Regions from separate parts of the Homo sapiens genome. Here regions 1, 3, 4 and 5 are each linked to region 2. Evidence: read pairs that join two places in POLR2A ChIA-PET (ENCODE). Cell type or tissue: MCF 10A. All regions are shown on one strand. Region 1 overlaps LOC105371901 (a long non-coding RNA gene). Region 2 overlaps SEPTIN9 (septin 9). Region 3 overlaps SEPTIN9 (septin 9). Region 4 overlaps SEPTIN9 (septin 9). Region 5 overlaps SEPTIN9 (septin 9).

Region 1 (4,000 bases), 160 kb before region 2:
CTGGAGTGCGGTGGCGAGATCTTGGCTCGCTGCAACCTCCGCCTTCTGGGTTCAAGCGATTCTCCCACCTCAGCCTCCTACGTAGCTGGGACCACAGGCACACATCACCAAATCTGGCTATTTTCTTTGTTTTTTTTTTGTAGAGACAGAGGTCTCACCATGTTGCCCAGGTCTCGAACTCCTGGGCTCAAGCGATCTGCCCACCTTGGCCTCCCAAAGTGTTGGGATTACAGGCGAGAGCCACCACACCCAGCCACCCAGGCCCACTCTTAAGTCAGTCCCTGGCAGGGGGGATGTGTTAGAATCAGGTCCACCTGCTGGCCAGGCAGGGGCCAGCTTCCCCGGCTTGTGGAGTGGGGTGGACACCTGGACAAAGTTGGGGCCTTGGGAAGGAAGATGTAGCGAAACGGATGCCATGTAGACGGTCTGTGTGTCCTCTATGGCAGATTATTTTATAATTTTAAAATTTTCATTGATATAAAAACATTTAAAAAATTATGCTTGCTGTGTTTCGAAGCCCTGTTGAGGACTTTGGCAGGAGCCACGTCGATGGGTTCCTCTATGAAAGCTTCTGCTCCTTGTGGACGATAATCTCAGCCTGCACACAAATAAAAACCATGTCTTGGCCAGGGGTGGTGGCTCACACCTATTATCCTAACACTTTGGGAGGCCAAGGCAGGTGGATCACTTGAGCCCAGGAGTTCGAGACCAGCCTTGGCAACATGGCAAGACACTGTCTCTACAAAAAATATGAAAAGTAGCCAGGCGTGGTGGCGTGCGCCTATAGTCTCAGCTACTTGGGGGGCTGAGGGGGGAGGATCATTTGCGCCCAGGAGGTCGCGTCTGCAGTGAGCTGTGATCATGCCACTGCATTCCAGCCAGGGTGACAAAGCAAGATTCCGTCTCAAAACAAAAACAAAAACCGGAAACCACGTCTTGTTTCTGCTTCAGGATATTGTTCTCTGGGAACGTCAGGAACCAAACAGGTCCCACAAGCCCCACACTTCCTTAGCTGTGTATCACTGGGTCACGGGAGGTAGGCTGCTGAACTGGGGCCCCTGTCTTGGCTAATAACATCCCTTTTTTCAGCTGTGGTGGTTCAAAATTACGTTTTGTTCTTTGCTGTGAAAAGCGCTAAGCTTTTATCAGACATTATTTGATGTAGACCTAAATATTTAAAGGCTTGGCCAAGATAAATGAAATGATCTTAAAGGTGACTCACATTCCAGCATTGCAAAGTTGAGGGTTGGAGTGAGTGAGGCCATTGGAGGCAGCTCAGGTTTACTGAGTCCATATATTTTCTCAGTGTTCCTTTCAGCAGGTTGGAACTGGCTGCAGGAGAAATCACTGATCCCTTTCAGCATGTCGTACAGTCGCTTAACTGTTTAAAGCAAGTGACACAGAAATTAAGGTGGGGGATCTGATGTCTTCCATCAGAGAATAAGCTTTATCTTATATTGAGATCCAAATTGCCCTAGCAGCCTTGGCTGCTAGAACATAAGAATAAGTGGATTTACTATTATTATTATTATTATTATTATTTTTATTATTATTATATATTTTTTGAGGTAGAGTCTCGCTTTGTTGCTCAGGCTGGAGTGCAGTGGCACAATCTTGGCTCACTGCAACCTCTGCCTCCCGGGTTCAAGCGATTCTCCTGCCTCAGCCTCCCAAGCAGCTGGGACTACAGGCGCCCGCCCGGCTAATTTTTCTATTTTTAGTAGAGACTGGGTTTTGCCATGTTGGCCAGGCCGGTCTCGAACTCCTGACCTCAAATGATCTGCCCGCCTCGGCCTCCCAAAGTGCTGGGATTACAGGCATGAGCCACCTTGCCCGGACAGAATAAGTGGATTTAAAGAAAGAAAAGAAAAAGAAAAAAAAACTCTTCTTATTATTTTCACCAATGATGCACACCTTTTGATTCACTCAGCATTCTAAAATTTTAGCTTAGTCCTTAGATTCTGAAGTTGCAGGTTTTTTTTTTTTTCCTTTCCCCTATTATGTCATGCACATGACACTCAGGAGCTATGCTATAAATCACAGAACAATAAACGGATAGAGGAATAAATGGAACATTAAGAATCATCCAGGTTATTTGTACTTGCTATTTAAAGAATGCATGAGTCAAACCAATTCAACTGCTATACCGGGACCATATGGAAATATTTTGGAGCTGAATGTGTCCGTGGTTTGCCTGCTCAGTAGGATGTCCCAGGACACACAGGCACCTACCTCTGCTAGGCTTTCACTCGGGGCCTTCCTGTGCTGGAGGCCCCTGGCCATCCCACGTGCCTTATGTGCTTGCCACCAATAGGCTTTTCACCGTGACACCAGGATGTACAAATCTTGAAACTGGTGACCTGGAAGGAAGAACAAAAAGCCAAAGAACTGTGAGTTCAACAGAAGGAATGGGGCCGGGCGGGGTGGCTCACACCTGTAATCCCAACACTTTGGGAGGCCCAGGCAGGCAAATCACCAGAGGTCAGGAGTTTGAGACCATCCTGGCCAACATGGCAAAACCCCATCTCTACAAAAATATAAAAATTAGCTGTGTATGGTGGCGCATGCCTGTAATCCCAGCTACTTGGAAGGCTGAGGCAGGAGAATCGCTGGAACCCAGGAGGTAAAGGTTGCAGTGAGCTGAGATCGCACCACTGCACTCCATCCTGGGTGACAGAGCGAGACTCCGTCTCAAAAAAAAGAAGGAATGGGAGTGCGATAGGAAGAGCTCTGTGAACACTGGAGTCAGACTGTTGGGTTTGGATTCTCTGCTCTGAAAGTCACTTATCCTCTCTGTATCTTGGTGTCCCCATCTGCGAAATGGGCTGTGATGAAGATCATCGTGATGCTTGTGAAGTGCCTAGCACAGGGCCTGGGCCTGATACAACTGGTAGAAAATAGAGGGAACTGTGTTCGTTCTTCAAGGAAACTGTAACTGAATTCAATAGGGTGCTGAATTTAGGCATCACATGGGGAGGCAGGAACCATGAACTGGCTCCTAAGTTCTGAATGATCGGTAGGGGTTAAACACGCAGAACTCTTTGTGCCTCGGTCTCCCTGATATGGAATAATAAACTCAGGTTGCCAGAATCATAGCGGTTCCTTGCATGCTCCTGGAATTGCTAAGAGGCTGGTTCCCAGAGAAGCCCTCTGTGTGCCCGAGTGTGCCATGTGAGCCAGGTCAAGCTCTTCTCCAGGTGCACGGGAACCTTGGAACAAGGCCAGCCCTGCCAAGGACAGCAACATCCTTTGTTCTCTGGCTTTCTCAAAGCCCAGAGTCTACAACGTGATGAGCAAGCCAGCCTTGCCCTTCCCTTGGCATTATTTGCTTTGTGGGCAATGGTGATGGGTGGGTCAGGCAGGAGTGGGCACCCTCGGGGTCCAGGAGGCTGACTCTGTGGGGTGCAGGCACCTTTTTCACTGCTCTGGGCTTGACGAGGCTGATACCACTGCCGGGAGAGTGAGCAGGGGCGCCTCCCTTCCCTCCAACAGGGATTTCTTTTTTTTCTCTCTCTCTTTTTTTTAATTTTTATTTATTTTTTTTCTTTTTCTCTTTATTTCTTCTTTTAAAAAAAAGGGATACATGTGCAGAATGTGCAGGTTTGTTATATAGGGGTACACGTGCCATAGTGGTTTGCTGCACCTACTGACACGTCCTCTTAAGTTCCCTCCCCTCACCCCTCACCCCCAACCAACAGACCCCAGTGTGTGATGGTCCCCTCTCTGTGTCCATGTGTTCTCATTGTTCAACTCCCACTTATGAGTGAGAACATGCGGTGTATGGTTTTCTGTTCCTGGGTTAGTTTTCTGAGGATGATGGCTTCCAGCTTCATCCATGTCCCTGCAAAGGACATGAACTCATTCCTTTTTATGGTTTCAAGGGGTCTGTTTTCTTTTCTTTTCTTTTTTTGAGATGGAGTCTCGCCCTGTCACCCAGGCTGGAGTGCAGTGGCGCGATCTCAGCTCACTGCAACCTCGGCCCCTTGGGTTCAAGCAATTC
Region 2 (4,000 bases):
CCTCGTGATCTGCCTGCCTTGGCCTCCCAAAGTGCTGTGATTACAGGCATGAGCCACCACGCCCAGCCTGCCTCATTTGTTAAATGGGACAGTGCTATGTTGTTGTAAAGGTTAAACGAGTTCATATTTGAAAAAGCTGAGAAATGCCTGCTCTGTAACCTGTTAGCTGCTGTCATGATCATGATTGTCATTGACAGGAGGATGGAGAAGGCTGGGGTTACGCCATTGCTAGGACGTTCCAGAAGCCTCCATGATCTTCCCTTACTGTGGTCAGAGCATGGTGCAGGGTCTCTCCCCCAGCCCCTCAGCACTGGAGCCAGCTGCACTGTACCCGCCCTGGCTCTCTAGGTTCTGAGTTTTGGGACTCCCTTTGCATACTAGGTCACATGGAACTTGCCGTCATTCCCAGGCTCCCCTGGAAACTCTCTGTGGGTGGCAGCGGCAGGAGGACTTACCCGAGGCCGATGAGCCACAGAAGCGGGACTGAGGTTGCGTCACACCCCTACTGGCACCTGGGAATTACTCTGGAGATTCTTTTTTTATTTTTTATTTTTTTGAGATGGAGTCTTGCTCTGTTGCCCAGGCTGGAGTGCAGTGGCACGATCTCGGTTCACTGCAACCTCTGCCTCCCAGGTTCAAGCAATTCTCATGCCTCAGCCTCCTGAGTAGCTGGGATTACAGGCATGTGCCACCGTGCCCAGCTAATTTTTGTATTTTTTAGTAGAGATGGGGTTTTACCATACTGGCCAGGCTGGTCTCGAACTCCGGACCTCAGGTGATCCACCCGCCTCAGCCTCCCAAAGTGCTGGGATCACAGGCATGAGCCACCGTGCCCAGCCACTCTGGAGTTTCTCTGTGGCTTTCAGGAGATTCCTGAAGGGGCACCAGCCACGATTAAAAAGCTCTATGCTGTCGTGACTTCTGAGTCCTGGGCAGGGAGGGAGGCTGCACCCACACAGGAAGCAGCTTCTGCCGTGATTCAGTGTGCTGGCTCGCCGTGGTGGACAGGGCTGCACCCTCACCCAGCGCCCCGGGAGCTGACTTACGGGAAGGGCAAGGAATTGCACCCTCAGAGAACACTTCCCCAGTCAGCTAACCCGGTGACAGGCGAGCGTGGGAAGGGCACAAGCACAGGGTTTCTTCCTCTTCTCCCCCAGCCCCGTCTCCGCGCCTGTTCTCGCTGCCTCTTGCCTCCTCACGTCCAAGCTTGTCTGCTCTGGCGCATTCAGGGGACCTGGACTGGAGAGAAAAAGCCACCTCGTACGGTTAGTCTGTGGCTCTGTCTGACTTGTGTCCTCCGCCGAGGCCCCTCAGTTGTGAGACAGCTGGCTGAGCCTAAGTCCTGGGGCCAGCCCTCTCCCTAGTCTGTTGCAAAGGTAGAAAGGCATGCCCAGGCAGGGGCCACCTGCCCTGCCCGCTCACGCCAGACCGCAGGCACTTGCCCGTCAGATCTCCCCGGCCTGCCCAGAGGGATTCTGATAGCCGAGGGCAATGCACCTGGCAGCGGAGCATTGCGTTTGCGACAGTCCACCTTCTTCCTGGAACCACCCCCCACAAGTGTGACCAGCTCAAGCCAGGACAGGTACAGGGGGACCCAGGATTGCCACTTAGGGGCAGTGGTCTGGAATCCAGGTCCAGGTGACATGGGAGCCAACCCTCTGCTTGGAGATCCCAGGTGGGTGTTTGCAGAGGACATCTCACTTGAGGACCCATGGAAGGGGACACTTCCCACCCCCTACCTGGTCCTTGGGCTGCCCTCCTCTGACACTCTCCTGCCATCCCAGGCAGCCCTGACAGCCCCATGTGACTGGGACCTAGAGGTGGCCCCTGTTTCCGCCCCAGTGTTTGTCCACAGGCAGTGTTGCGTGGGCTCTGAAGTTTGCCTAAGATGGACCTGATAAGGGGAGTTCAGTACACATCAGTGCAGGCCCGGCCAGGGGGTGATGATGGCAGTTCCTGGGCAGATCCAGCTGGCTTTAGGGTAGGAGGGGCTCCAGAGAGAGGCTCCAGGCCCCTAGGGGTGTGAACCTTTGGGGTGAGGCGGGAAGTGACGCGCTGGGTTCCTGCGCCTCTGTTTGTTGGAGCTATTACCTTGGAAACATCCCAGCTCTAGGCGGTTGCCAGGGATTTATGGGGATCAGTGGGTGCCAATCCCTGGGTGAAGCCCTCGGGGCTTGTACACAGCACACAGCGCTGTGGCCCCATGGCTCACTTTGCTGTGTGAAGTGGCTCAGTCTCCGGGAGAGTCCTTAGCCAGGCAGGCCTGACGGCAACTGCCAGGTCATGGTGATCTGGAATCGCTGACCAAAGGGAGTCAGTCCTGGTGGGTGGAGGGACTTGGTGGGCAGCCATCGTGATGCCAGGCATGGGGATCGTGTGTCACCCAGGCCTGTGGGTGCCGAGCTTCTGTGGGAGCAGTGAAGTGCCCCCGTGGCCGATGGGCTGGTCACCCCTGCCCCTTTCCTGATGTGACAGTTGTGCCTGGGCCCCGGGAAATTTGCCAGGAGGCCTGGCATTGGCCTGCTCTACTGGAGCGGCCCTGCTGAGCTGTGAGCTGCCCGTCTCCCTGAGGTTCCTAGCCCATTTCAACTCTCCATGTGGATTTGGTCATTCATTCCAGAAGCGTCTGCCGGGCGCTGCTGAGTGTCAGGTTCTGTTTGCCTCCTCTCCTGTACGCTGGAGGCTCTGGGCACCAGCTCTGCAGGGTGGCCTGGCCTTGGGTCTCCAGGGTAGAGCATGGCACTCTCTGCTCCCAGCCCAGTTTCTCTCTGCTTTATCTCCCTGACCCCACCCTGGGCATGGGCCCATTTGCAGCCCCTGTGAAGGGAGACATTGAGCTGTTGCTGGCAGAGGAGGGGCGGCTCCTGGGCACTGCTTGCCAATGGCCTCTCGGCAGCTCTGTGACAGCTGAGCTTTGTTCCCAGCCTAATCTGACCTGGTTCTCCAAAGCATGACTGTTGGCAGCCTGAAAACCTCCAGGACAGGAAACAGGAGTGGCGCAGGGAATGTAAGATGATCCCAGCTTCAAGTCACTGGGCGGCCCTTAGACCCAGGCTGCCTGCTGTCTCTGGCAGGAACTCAAGTCGCTGGTCATCCTCAGAGCGGTGTTGGCCCGGGGCCTTCAGTGGCCTTTGTGTCTGGGTGAGAGGAACCCTGGATGGCCACTCTGCCCTGAGTGTGTGGGTCCCCAGAAGTGCTGGGTTAGGGGGCACGGAGGGCCAGAAAGTCCCCTTTGGAGCGCTGGACTCTCTCGCTGACTCCTACCCCACCCCGGCCTGGGGTTTCAGAGAAGGGGTCCAGGCAGGAGTGTCATCTTTTCTCAATGGGGATGTGGCTTCAGTCTCTGTCCAGGTGGGTGCATTGCTCTCTTTCCGGCTCCTCCCAGGCTGCTTAAATGACCTGTGACGAGGCCTGCGCCATGGCCGGGGCCCTCTGCTTTTCCCAGCGCTGCACCTGGGAACCAGGGGTTGGGCCCCGGAAGCCGAGGATGTCCCTGAATGCCATGCCTGGGCACCTGTCCTGGCCAGGCGAGGCGTGTTGGGGCAGCGGCTGAGATGGGAGCAGCAGCATTGCCTGCCAGGTTTGAGATGGGCCCCGGGTGAGTGTGGTTACCAGGAAGGGCTGGGCAGAGCAGGCGGGTGGGCCGCCCCTGGGGCCTTGTTCCGCAGATCAACCTGATCCGCACCCTGGGGCCGGGGCTTCCTTTCACAGCCTTCCCATGAACTATGGCTCCTGTTTCCATCCCAAATCAGATCCCAGAAGAGGAATAATGTCCATGTAACCCAAGCCAGTTGGAAGTGGGTTACATCCAACCCCTGTCATCTTCCAGCTTGTTAAGGACTTGACTAACTCAACCCAGAGGGATTTGGAGGGTTGTCTGCAAAACCCACTAATAACAGGGAACTTTAGCTCTGTAGCCACAGGGTCTACAGAGGTGTCGGGCTGTCGGGTTATTGCTGGGAGGTGAGCCGGTGGCGTAGACACCATGGAGGCACCGGTA
Region 3 (4,000 bases), 190 kb after region 2:
CACCCATCCACTCATCCACCCATTCACTCATCTACTCATCCACTCATCCATCTATCCACTCATCCACCAATTCACTCATCCACCTATCTACTCATCCACCCATCCATCCAGTCATTCATCCATTTGCTCATTCATCCGCCAACCCATCCATTCACCTGCCTGTTCATCCACCTACCCATCCATTCATCCATCTGTCCATCCATCCACCCACCCACTCACCCATTCACACACCCATACACCCATCCATTTATCCAACCATCCATCCCCATCCTTACTTCAGAAAGCATTTGAAGTTGCTGGGGTGTGCACTTGGAAAATGCGTCATAAGCTTTCATAGGCCTCTCTTTGGCTTCCTCACTTCTTTGATTGGTCTTTCTTTCGGACATGCAGGATTCTGAGCAGCTCTTCTGGGAGGTGGGTGCAGTCCAGGTAGGCTGCCTGCAAAGCTAGGACCGAGGGAGCCACATCCAAGGCACTGTGGGTTCCCAAGGCGATGGCACTGTGGGCCCACTGCTTCCAGACCTCCTCAACTCCCAGGCTCCTGAGCAGGAGGACTCCTGGGGCAGGGCCTGGAGACGGGAAGAGAAAACAATTCCAGTCTCTCAACTCTTGTCAGTCCAGGTGGGTGCTGCATGGATTGGGGGCACCTGGAACAGTTGGCCCCTTCACCCCTTTCCCCCACCTTTCCAGCCCCTCTGGCTATAATCAGACAGTTGTGTGCGATGTCTTTCTCCCTCCTGAAGGGGTCATTTAGTCAGGCTCCTACTCATGGCCCAGGAATGTGCCCCTCCCTGCCTGTCCCCTACCCCCAAGCAGGCCGTGCCTCCAGCCCCCTGCTGTCTCTGAAGGGCCTGGGCATGGGGCAGCCTCTGCAGCATCCCCAGGGCCCGAGCTGATCTGCACAGCAGAAGGGAATTGGGGGAAAGCTTTTTTTCTACCCAGCACCTGGCAGGGGGCCACCCTGTTGCACCCCAGAGACCCTTGTCTAAGTTTTGTTATTTCAGATGATTTCATAAGTTGGGGGAGGCGGAGCCCCAGCCCCCACAGCCCCTGTTGTTGCCTCACTGCTGAGCTCTGCTGTGTATCTGCTGACAGGTCTGCTGATAGCAGAAGGGGCTGGAGAGAGGGAAGCTCTGGGCCCTGCCCTCCCCAACCCCTGCTTAGGGGACATCCCTGATAAGAGGAAATTCCAGCCTGTGACAGATGGCCAGTGTCCACCCACCCACGGGGGAACTTTTCTTTCTCTTTGTAAGTTTGCAGATTTGCCAGGAACTAAAGGAATCTCTGGTTGACAGGCCACTGTGGACATGGCTGGAGGGCTGGCACGGGCTGGATCTTGGGGTTGCTTTGAGGTAGGGGCCGCTCCTGCTGGAAGGTTCCTTGGGGTGGGGAAGGCATCAGGGCCATTCCCTGACCCTCCCTCTGCAGTGGATCCACTTCAGAGCCTGAGACAAGGCAAGGGGGCAGCAGAAAACAGAATATAAAATAGCCCCCCCCACCACACACCGCACCAGAAGTCAGAGGATTCATCCTTGGCCTGCCCTCCCTGCAGCCTAAGTTCTGAGAGTGGCTCTTTAGGAAGTGAATGGTGATGGTTTGCAGGTCAGAGCTTGCTCTGGCCCAAGATTGATGTCTCAATAGGCCGCGGAGCCTGGGTGAAAAAACTCAGGCTAGGGAGGTGGTGGGTTGCAAATGAAAGAACAGAGGAGGGCCTCTTCCAGAAAGCGGCGGGTGGTGTGAGGAGCCCTTGGACCTTGTCCAAATTTGACTTTACCGACTGGGGCCAATTGAAACCGTGCTGGCAGAAAGGCAAAACTGCTTGAGATTCCTTCCTCCACAATAGAGGAGAGGTTTGCTTGAAAGGGTTTGGCGAGGGAAAAGCTGGAGGAACCTTGGCCGGCAGTAAAAGTGGGGACCCCCGCCCCCTGCCTCGGGGGCGCCTCGGCCCCTGAATGAATGAAAGAGGAGGCTGGATGGAGACAGACTCACACCACCTGTCCCTTCCAGGTCCTGCAAAGGAGCACACAGGGTTCTTGTTGGCTCTTCCACCTTGTTAGTCACCAAGAAGGAGAAAACACCAACAGGGGAACTGTAAAGCTGCAGTTTTGTTTAAGCCCCATAGTGGAAACCGGAAAGAGCTCCAGCTCGGAGAAAAATGCAGCTCTTTGCCTTTGCAAATCCGTGTCTTTCTCTGGGAGGCCAGAGCCATTGTGCTCGATTTCTAAGCAGGGTTTCAGAGTGTCTCAGGAGGGGAAGGCAGAGTCTCAGATTTCCGGCATCCCAGGTCCTAACCAGGCTTTGAGGAGACGCTTCCTGTCCCATACAAAGTGTGAAGTGTAATTTGATTTGGAGTTAGTTAACAAATTAGATGAGCTGTGTGCATTTTAAAAATTCAGTCCTTGATCCCCCACCCACACACATTTGCACAATTTGGTCATTTATATTCAGTGTTTCCATCTTTAGAAGAGAACAGGAAGTCCCCAGTGACATTTATGGAGTGTTTGTAGTAGCTTGGGTAGGTCAGTAGGAACACAATGCAGTGAAAAGCAGAGTTGAGATGGGAAAATATCCTGTTTTCAGAGCCCCCCAGGGATGACATTCCTTATCGTCTCTGTCCACCCGCTCTGGAGTCCACTCCGCAAACAGCAACTTGTTCTCACTTGAGAGCTTCCTCCTGCCGGAGCTCAGGGATGGAGAGCAGCTGGCCTCAGTCTTCTCCTCTTACCTCTTTGTTTCTCAGACTCATCTTCCACCTTGAATAATTGTTTTTAACCTGCTCTCCCTCTTCTCTAGCTGTAGAACCCAGAACTTTGTGTGTGTGGTCAAAAGTTTAGAGAGTGCTGCAGGTAATGCTGAGATAACCCTATTAAATTCTGTAAGTTCTCATCACACCAAGTTTGTTTGTTTTTTTTAATTCTCATTTTATTTTATTTCATTTTATAGGGATGGGGTCTCGCTACGTTGCCCAGGCTGGTCTTGAACTCCTGGGCTCAAACGATCCTCCCGCCTCGGCCTCCCAGAGTGCCAAGTTATTTTTTTAACTGGGATCCACGGGCCTAGGGATTCTTTGATGAACCGTTCAAAATACGTGTGTGTCTGTCTGTCTGTCTTCAATGTATACTTTTCTAGGGAGAGTCTTTACTTTTCACCAGAGGTTTGTGGCACACACATGTCCTGTACTACTGTATCAGATTGTGAATTCCTTACATGTTAAAGACTGCTTCAAATCTGTCCGGAAGTCTCGGCTAATAAACATTTAAATAAATGAACTTCAAATTCCCATGTGCCACCACTGTTTTCATTCTGACTACTCTCAAGCCTGTAGTGTCATCTTTTTGTTACTGTGAAGTAGACACTCAATAAATACTTGTCAAATGAATCAATGTTATGGTCCTGGTCCACTAGGACCCCAGGATCATCGTCTACCATTATTGTCTATAGTTTCTTTACCATCTTGTTCCAGAGCAGTTCTTTCTCTGAGGTCTGCTCACCTCTGCACGTGTGTCTAGTTTCCAGCCCTGTCGCCTTACCATTCTCTTTCCTTTACCTGCATTTCCTGAACTGTTAATAGTTAACAATAGCTTCTCCCTCCACCCACTCACTCATACCTGAAGTGAGAAGTCATCATTGAGGTCTCTGTGGATTTTGTCAGCCCAACCTGGGGCGGCCTCCTGGAGGTGGAGTTTTCAGATGAGGGATGGACATTTTGGTGTCTGCTGGGTAGATCTACCTGGGAGCTTTGGCAGGGGCCCCAGGGCAGCTCTGCCTCTTTATTTTGGCTGTGGGACCCCTGGTGCACTAGGGTTTCTCAAGTAAGCATCTGTGTCCTGGGAGAGCCATAGGCAGGCCTGAGAGGGCCCCTGGAATCTGGGACCCCCAGCCCGGCCCAGTAGCTGGTACCATCATCTTTCTTGCAAGGGAAGTTATGGAAACTAAGATGCTAATGTGCTTTGATAGGCCTGGGGTGGCTCTAAGCCCTGGGAAGAGCCCTGGCAACTTT
Region 4 (4,000 bases), 190 kb after region 2:
GGGACGTAGACCAGGCAGCATGACACACAGGGAGGGGTAGGCAGAGAAGGGCGGCCCCTGGGTCTTGGTTTCCAAGTCAGGCTTTGCAAGCCTGCTGTGTCAAGCCCTCTCTCGGCACCAGGCCAGGTGGGCCAGGGTCAGCCCTGGGGCTGTGATGAGTGTGAGTGCCCCTAAAGTGTGTCATGTCCAATAGCTGCCTCCTCTCTGGGCACTGCCTCCCAGCCAGATATCCTACAGCCCCCGTCCCAGCCACAGACAGCAATCTGATTCCCTCATCCTCGGCAGGTCCTGGGGTTGGGGTAAGAATTTGTCACTAAGTGCAGATGTTCCCAGAGGGTGCTGGCTCAGGGCTGCGTGGATTACAGCCCTTTCATCCCTGCCTTAGACCCACCTGCAACTCTGGAGAAAAGATGGCCCAGTGGACGCCTGCGGGGAGGAGGGAGCTGGTCCCCAGGATGAGCAGATTTGGGGGCAGTCCCCATCACGGGACCGGTGACCTACTGCCACCAGCGCCAGTGAATGGCAGAGGGGCCCTGGCATAAGGCCTGGGTTCAGAATGGGAACCTGCAGAGAAACTGTCAAGGTCTCCCGCCACCTGACACCTCCGCCTGGCTGCCACCCTAGAAACACCCTTGCTGCAAGAAGATGGGGGAGTTTGTCTGGGGCATGGTCTGGCGACACCAACTTGAGAACCTCAGGCCTAAGTGTTGGCCTCTGGGCCTCAGCTGTCCTCTGAGCTGTAAAGCTGGCTCCTGGGCACTTGTGGAAAACACTGGACTCTTTATTTTATTTTACTTTACATTCTGGGATACATGTGCAGAACGTGCAGGTTTGTTACATAGGAATACAAGTGCCATAGTGGTTTGCTGCACCCATTGGACTCTTCAATCCAGCTCCACTAGAAATGACTGCCTTCTTTCCCTTCTTCCGTCCCTCCCTCCTCCCCTCCCTTTTTTCCTTCCTTCCCTGTTTCCTTCCCCCTCCCTCCTTCCCTTCTTTCCCTTCCTCTCCCGTCCTCATGGGGATATAATTTCCATATTACACCATCCGCCGATTCAGAAAGCACAGTTGAGTGGCATTTTTTCACAACCTTCTATAAGCATCACCTCTAATTCCAGAACGTTTTCCTCACCCCAAAAGGAAACGCCATCCTCGGTACACAGTCACTCCCCCTCCCCCAGCCCCTGGAAATCACCAATCTGCGCTTTGTCCCTACAGATGTACTTATTCTGAACATATGACTAGAACCCTAAAAGATGTGACTTTTTGTGCTTGGTTTCTTGCAGTTGGAATGTTTTCAGAGTTCATCTGTGTTGGCGCACGCTCGTGCCTTTTTATGGCTGAGAAATAGTCCGCTGTGTTGACTCAGCACGTTGGGTTTCTCCACGCATCTGTTGGCGGATGTGTTAGTTATTTCTGGAGCCGGGTGTGTTGTGCTACTCACGGGCTGCACTAGGAGCTGGGGATATCACTGAGTAAGCCACAGCCTCGGGCACCCAGGAGCTCGCAGAGCAGGAGCTGGGAGGGAGGTCAGGAGGTGCATGGCCTGTTTGCCAGGCTGGAGAGACTTGCAAAAAGTCACTTTGAGCCAGAAACCAGAGCCTGAGGCCTCTGACTCCCAGCTGCGGAGCCGGGAGGGAAGCTCTGCATTTTGCTTTGACTGTGGGGTGACGTGTCAGTTACTGTCCAAATCAGAACCTTTCTGAGAGTCGACGTGGGTACTGCTGATAATTAGTCTGGATACCCGAAAGAATGGAAAGCAGGGACCCAGACAGATCCTTGCACAACCGTGTTCGTAGCAGGGCGAGGCCTGGAGGTGCGATGGGGATCTCAACGGGGCAGCTGCCGTCTTGCTGGAGCCCACGGTCTTTGGGGGGGGTCACAGGTGTTAACCGCATATCATACAAGCAGGAGTGTGAAATTTCAGGGTTGCCAAATTCAGTGAGGGTCTTGTGCTGGCCTGGCCACTTACAGTGGCATTTCAGGAAAAAAAATCACTCTATGGACCTCAGTTTCCCCATTAGTAAAGAGTAGGTTGGACTGGAATTCTGTACCATCCAGTATAGTTGCCATTTATGAAATGTGGCTATTTAAATTTAAATAAAAATAGAAATTCCGTTCCTCAGTTGGACTAGCTCAGTGTCAAGTGCTCAGAAGTCACTTGTGAACACACTGTGGCAATTCCTCAAAAAACGAAAACTAGAACCACCGTAGCATCCCATAATTCCACTTCTGGGTGTGGATTCAAAAGAATGCACAGCATCTTAAAGAGCTAGAGATATTTGTACACCCACATTCATAGCGGCTCTGTTCACAGTAGCCAGCGGGTAGAAACAACCCGAATGCCCGCGGTCAAATGAATGGAGAAATCAAAGGCGGGACAGGCCGGGCGTGGTGGCTCACGCCTGTAATCTCAGCACTTTGGGAGGCCGAGGCGGGTGGATCATCTGAGGTCACAAGTTCAAGACCAGCCTGACCAGCATGGAGAAACCCCGTCTCTACTAAAACAAAATTAGCCGGGCATGGTGGCGGGTGCCTGTAATCCCAGCTACTTGAGAGGCTGAGGCAGGAGAATTGCTTGAACCTGGGGAGGCAGAGGTTTCGGTGAGCCGAGATCGCGCCATTGCACTCCAGCCTGGGCAACAAGAGCAAAACTCTGTCTAAAAAAAAAAAAAAAAAGGGTGGAACATACAAGGAATTTGACTCAGCCGTAAAGAGGAAGTTAGGATACCTGCAACAGCAAGGGTGAACCTTTCGGGTATTACGCTAAGTGAAATAATTTGGTCACAAAAGGACAATCCTGTAGGATTCCACTTATACCAGGTCCGTAGAGTAGTCAGATTCAGAAAAACAGCAGAATGGAGGTTGCCAGAGGCTTGGGGGATGGGGCTGGGGAGTTGTTTAATGAGGACAGTTTGTTTTACAAGATGAAAAAGTTCTGGAGATTTGTTACACAACAATGCGAATGTACTTAACACCACTGGACTGCACACTTCAAAATAGTGACCGTGGCAAACGTTATGACAATTAAAAGGAAAAGTCACGTGGCCAGTGGCTACCACGCTGAGCAGCGCAGGCCTCGGACGGTGTCGTGGTCACAGACAATGGAGTGGGTGATCTTTACCATTGTTTCCAGCTGTCTGAGCACCATGGTGTCCTGGGGCCAGGATGAAAGTGTCTCTGGGTATGGGGGTCTCTGCTTTTCCCACTTGGGAGTCCTGAAGGCAGACCCCAAAGCTCACCTGGCCAGGTAGGAGAGCGAGGCGGGCTCTTGCATTGCTCTCTGCGTGCGTGCCTGCCTGCGGGCCAGCCGGGGCCTGCAAGGCCGCCTCTCGAGGGAGGGGTTGCAGGAATGGCTCTCACCTGTGCAGAAGGCAAGCCACTGCCCTACGTCAATGGCAAAGATGGGGCTCGGCTGCGTTGTATTATTATTTCTCAAGCGGGGCCCCTGGTGGGCAGGATGTTTGGTTTGATTTGAGTTTCTGCAGTGAGTGCTGGTGCCTGTGGAGGGACCCAGCTGCAGCTGAGCCGGCCCCTCCCTCGCTCTGGGCTCCAGGGGCGTTGGGGGCGAGAAAGGAGAGTTCAGGGGGCAGCGCCTCCCCCCAGGTCCTGCTGGGGAGGGTTGAGGGATGCTGGGGGGAGGTGGGGGCGGGTAGGGGCTGGTCCCAGTCCCAGGCAAAATGGCTCTCAGACCCACAGGCAGATGGAAGCGATTTTCGGTCACGTGGGTGGGGACTGAACTGCTGCCCCGCAAGGCAAGGCCCCATGTCTGGCTTCAGGAAGCGGCCCCAAAGCCACATGGTCCATGGCCAGATGCAGGGCTGTGTCTTTGTTTATTTAAAGGTCCTGGAAGCCCAGGGGAGAGTATTTCTGAAGGGGGAGCAGGAGCAGGAGCAAAGCCCTGAAGGCTTCCAGGCTGCGTGGCCTGGGTGGGGGCCACGTGGGGGCACAGAGAGAGGAGCCCTGGCCTCCAGGTCCGCCTGTGGGTATTGCTCTCAGC
Region 5 (4,000 bases), 130 kb after region 2:
TGGGGGATTCGTGTTAAACAAGCACATAAACAAAAGCCAACACAACCCTTACTTAATCAGCAAGCAGGCCTTGTCTGAAGCCCCTGGGCAGCACCTCATGCCATCCCTAGGTTCCAGGCCGGTGGTGTCGCCCCGTGTCTCTCTCACCCGCAAGCTGGTGTTTAGAAGCCCTGCTCTGTGTTCTGGCTCCCATTCTCCCTGTGACCTTTCCCTTTCTTCATCCTAAAAAGCAATGCACGACGGGGCGTGGTGGCGGGCACCTGTAGTCCCAGCTGCTTGGGAGGCTGAGGCAGGAGAATCACTTGAACCCAGGAGGCGGAGGTTGCAGTGAGCTGAGATTGTGCCAGTGCAGTCCAGCCTGGGCAACAGAACAAGACTCCCATCTGGGAAAAAAAAAAAAAAGCGATGCCCAGTCATTCTTAGATAGAAAATGAAGATCACATGAAATTTGGAAAGAAGTTTTTCTCTCCCATTCCCCAACTCTCTCCCAAGGGGTGGCCATGTTGACAGCTGGGTGTGGCATTCTCCTGAATTTTATTCCTGCAGAGTCATTCAGGGCTTGTGTAAAAAAAGTCAATGTGTAAATATAGACTTTTCAAGAACACAAAGGAAATCAGACTTCTGCTACCAGCTTTTATTTTTTCCATTTAACAACACTGTTGCCACTTGTAGATGTAGCACGTTCCTTTTTCTTTTTCTTTTTTTTTTTTTTTGACAGAGCGTGGCCCAGGCTGGAGTGCAGTGGTGCGATCTCAGCTCACTGTGGCTCACTGTAACCTCCACCTTTCGCCTTCCGCTTTCAAGCGATTCTCCTGCCTCAGCCTCCCAAGTAGCTGAAATCACAGGTGCTTGCCACCACACCTGGCTAATTTTTGTATTTTTAGTAGAGACGGGGTTTCACCATGTTGGCCAGGCTGCTCTTGAACTCCTGACCTTGAGATCCGCCCACCTCGGCCTCCCAAAGTAGCACGTTCCTTTTAATGGTTGTGTCATCAGCTGTCCCATGGCCCTGCCAGGCTTGTCCAGCTTCCCACTGTGATTGAGAGGCTGCAACAGATGTTCTCGCACTTGTACATGTGCACACATGACTGAAGGATGAGCTCTTAGTGAATTTCTGTGTCAAGGATGTGTGCATTTAAGTTTTGATCTGCTGGGCACAGTGGCTCACACCTGTAATCCCAGCACTTTGGGAGGCCAAGGCGGGCTGATCACTTGAGGTCAGGAGTTCAAGACCAGCCTGGCCAACATGGTGAAACCCCATCTCTACTAAAAATACAAAAATTAGCTGGGCATGGTGGCTTGTGCCTGTAGTCCCAGTTACTCAGGAGGCTAAGGCAGGAGACTTGCTTGAACCCAGCAGGCAGAGGTTGCAGTGAGCCAAGATCGTGCCATTGCACTCCAGCCTGGGTGACAGAGCGAGACTCCCTATCAAAAAAAAAAAAAAAAAAAAAAAATTGATCCTTGTTCCTGAATTGGCCTCTAAAGTGGTTACTAGAATTTTTTAGGACCCCTCCCCTCGTCGACCTGCTCAGCTGTCTGCTGGGCCCTGTGCAGTGATGGTCCAGCAGGGAGGTCCTATGCCCCTTACCCCTGGCTGAGGGCCAAATGCTCTCCAATTGGTGTTTTATTTTGTGCATCTCGGTCAAGCGAGAGGGATTATCTCTTCGTATGTTATAGGCCAGGGCCCTGTGTTCTCTTTTCATTTGGAAGGTGTATCCTTTTCTTGTTGAAATTTTTTAAAAAGAGTTCTTTGTAAGCCAGGCGTGATGGCTAACACCTATAATCCCAGCACTTTGGGAGGCTGAAGTGGGCGGATTGCTTGAGCTTAGGAGTTCGAGACCAGCCTAGGCAACATGGCAAAACCGCATCTCTGCAAAAATTAGCTGGGTGAGGTGGTGCGCCTGTAGTCCCGGCTACTCGGGAGGCTGATGTGGGAGGATCATTTGAGTCTGGGAGTTTGAGGCTGCTGTGAGCTGTGGTCATACCACTGCACTCCAGCCTGGGTGACAGAGTGAGATCCTGTCTAAAAAAAAAAAAGAGTTATTTGTACATCTTTATCACAGCAGGTACGAGTATCTTGTCCCCAGCTGCCTACTTTTGATTTTGTTTCTGGGATGTTCTTCTACACAGAACATTTTAATCCTGATATTGTCAAGTCTCTGCTTTCCCTTTTAGCTTTTGGAATTCACATCCTGTTTAGAGGTCTCCTGCGTTCTGAAATTATAGGAAAGAATTTCACCCACGTTTTCTTCTAGTACTTCTGTGGTTTCATTTTTACATGTTGAAATCATGAATCCATTGGAATGTATTTTGGTTTCAGCAGCGAGGTAGGGGTAGATGGTATTGCTTGGATACACAGCAGCGAGCTTGGTCTGGAGCGGGTGGGGCGTGTGTGTGTGTGTGTGTGTGTGTGTGTGTGTGTGCTATTTTTATCAGTTTTGGTGTCTGCATTGTGCTGGCTTAGCAAAAACAATTTGGATGCATTTCTTTTACCCTCTGCCTTCTGGAACATTTTAAGCAGCAACATAATAATCTCTCTGTTAAAACTTTTCAAGAATTCACTCGTGAAACCATCTGAGCCTGATACTTTTGGGGGAGTCTAGCACTTTAAAAACTTAAACTTTTTCCATGGGTCTGTGAGTTTGGGAGTTTTTCTTTCTTCTTAAAATTCATTACTATTTTTTTCCTAGAAAAGTGTCTTTTAGCTTATTTAAAATCCGTCAGCTTATTCCGAGGGGGTTGCTTTAGCTCGCTTAGTGAGGACAGTGTGCAGCGCGGTGATTGACATGATTGATCAGCAGAGCACGATCGATCAGTCGGTGTGCAAACATGACTGACTGTGGCCAGCGTCCTGGGATGCTCCATGTTGAGGCACATGTGTGCAGTGCAGGGTGATGTGTATTCTGAGAGGGGATGAAGCCACAGGACCCCTGCACCCTTAGGAGAGAGCCCCCCTCCCCAAGGCTGCAGTCTTGAGTAGGTAGTGACGGGACTGGGTCTAGGGGGCTGAGTGGTCCCAGCAGGCCAAGGGCTTCAGGAATTATGAGAAGTTTGGAGTTGCCCAGAGAGCAGCTTTCAAAACCAGTCTGGACTGCAGCCTCCAGAAAGACATGCGATTGACACCACGAACCAGGACACACCTATATATGGGGTGGGGGTGGGGATGGGATGTATTAATGAAACCAAATTTCCGTGATGGAATTCTTACCTTTACCATGCGTGTGCTACACTCAGTATTTTCTTTTTTTTTTTTTTTTTCCCCTCTCTCTTTTTTTCTTTTTGTTTGTTTGTTTTGGAGAGAGGGAAGGCTTTTTTTCATTTTTTTTTAAACAGCTTTATTGAGATCCAAGTAAGCTACTATACAATCCACCAATTTATTTATTTATTTATTTTTTTGAGACGGAGTTTCACTCTTGTCGCCTAGGCTGGAGTGCAGTGGCGCCATCTCGGCTGACTGCAACCTCCGCCTCCTGGGTTCAACCAATTCTCCTGCCTCAGCCTCCCGAGTAGCTGAGATTACAGACATGTACCACTACGCCCGGCTAATTTTGTATTTTTAGTAGAGACGGGGTTTCTCCATGTTGAGGCTGGTCTCGAACTCCTGACCTCAGGTGATCCACCCGCCTCAGCCTCCCAAAGTGCTGGGATTACAGGCATGAGTCACCGCGTGGCCCAATCCACCCATTTAAAGTGCATAATTCCATGGTTTTCAGTCTATTCAGAGAGTAGTGCAACCATCGTCACCACAACCAATTTTAGAAAATTGAAAATTTGAGAAATTTAGAAAATTTTTTTCTTAAGAAGAAACCCCGTAGCCTTTAGCTATCAATCCTGCCCTCCTCCTCCATATTTCCTTCCTATCTGTGTGGATTCTTTTTTTTTTTTTTTTTTTTTTTGAGATAGGGTCTCACTCTGTCACCCAGGCTGGGGTGCAATGGCTCAATCTCTGCTCACTGCAACCTCCACCTCCCAGGCTCAAGCCATCCTCCCACCATGGCCT

What was found. Peaks named below come from ENCODE experiments on the same cell type or tissue, not always from the same donor. Only the 100,000 strongest peaks of a DNase experiment are listed, where the experiment ranks them.
Region 1: POLR2A ChIA-PET joins it to region 2 with 19 read pairs; 6 of 35 experiments call an interaction of 5 or more read pairs at or near these places.
Region 3: POLR2A ChIA-PET joins it to region 2 with 20 read pairs; 3 of 35 experiments call an interaction of 5 or more read pairs at or near these places.
Region 4: POLR2A ChIA-PET joins it to region 2 with 10 read pairs; 3 of 35 experiments call an interaction of 5 or more read pairs at or near these places.
Region 5: POLR2A ChIA-PET joins it to region 2 with 10 read pairs; 5 of 35 experiments call an interaction of 5 or more read pairs at or near these places.

The regions. Positions count from the first base shown.
Region 1 is chr17:77,123,458-77,127,457 of GRCh38, forward strand. It overlaps LOC105371901 (a long non-coding RNA gene), which reads right to left. Exons shown (of 5, transcript XR_934988.3): 3 at 2,233-2,360; 4 at 1,223-1,381; 5 at 290-598. It also overlaps a transcript of SEC14L1 not described here. Among named protein-coding and RNA genes, the nearest start is that of SEC14L1, 16 kb to the right of the region's middle. RefSeq lists an enhancer at 522-1,295. In MCF 10A, no CTCF peak of the experiment used is centred here; DNase peaks (open chromatin) are centred at 954, 1,244, 2,144 and 3,224.
Region 2 is chr17:77,284,860-77,288,859 of GRCh38, forward strand. All of the region lies in intron 1 of SEPTIN9 (septin 9), which reads left to right. Among named protein-coding and RNA genes, the nearest start is that of SEPTIN9-DT, 5.0 kb to the left of the region's middle. RefSeq lists enhancers at 589-1,153, 956-2,155, 1,154-1,716. In MCF 10A, no CTCF peak of the experiment used is centred here; DNase peaks (open chromatin) are centred at 452, 1,042, 2,082, 3,012 and 2 weaker places.
Region 3 is chr17:77,470,475-77,474,474 of GRCh38, forward strand. The region is part of intron 3 of SEPTIN9 (septin 9); the gene reads left to right. Among named protein-coding and RNA genes, the nearest start is that of MIR4316, 75 kb to the left of the region's middle. RefSeq lists enhancers at 290-1,489, 1,369-2,076, 1,453-1,592, 1,953-2,082, 2,077-2,782 and 2 more. In MCF 10A, no CTCF peak of the experiment used is centred here; DNase peaks (open chromatin) are centred at 1,677, 2,057 and 3,637.
Region 4 is chr17:77,476,142-77,480,141 of GRCh38, forward strand. The region is part of intron 3 of SEPTIN9 (septin 9); the gene reads left to right. Among named protein-coding and RNA genes, the nearest start is that of MIR4316, 81 kb to the left of the region's middle. In MCF 10A, no CTCF peak of the experiment used is centred here; a DNase peak (open chromatin) is centred at 1,510.
Region 5 is chr17:77,410,700-77,414,699 of GRCh38, forward strand. The region is part of intron 3 of SEPTIN9 (septin 9); the gene reads left to right. Among named protein-coding and RNA genes, the nearest start is that of MIR4316, 16 kb to the left of the region's middle. In MCF 10A, no CTCF peak of the experiment used is centred here; a DNase peak (open chromatin) is centred at 2,312.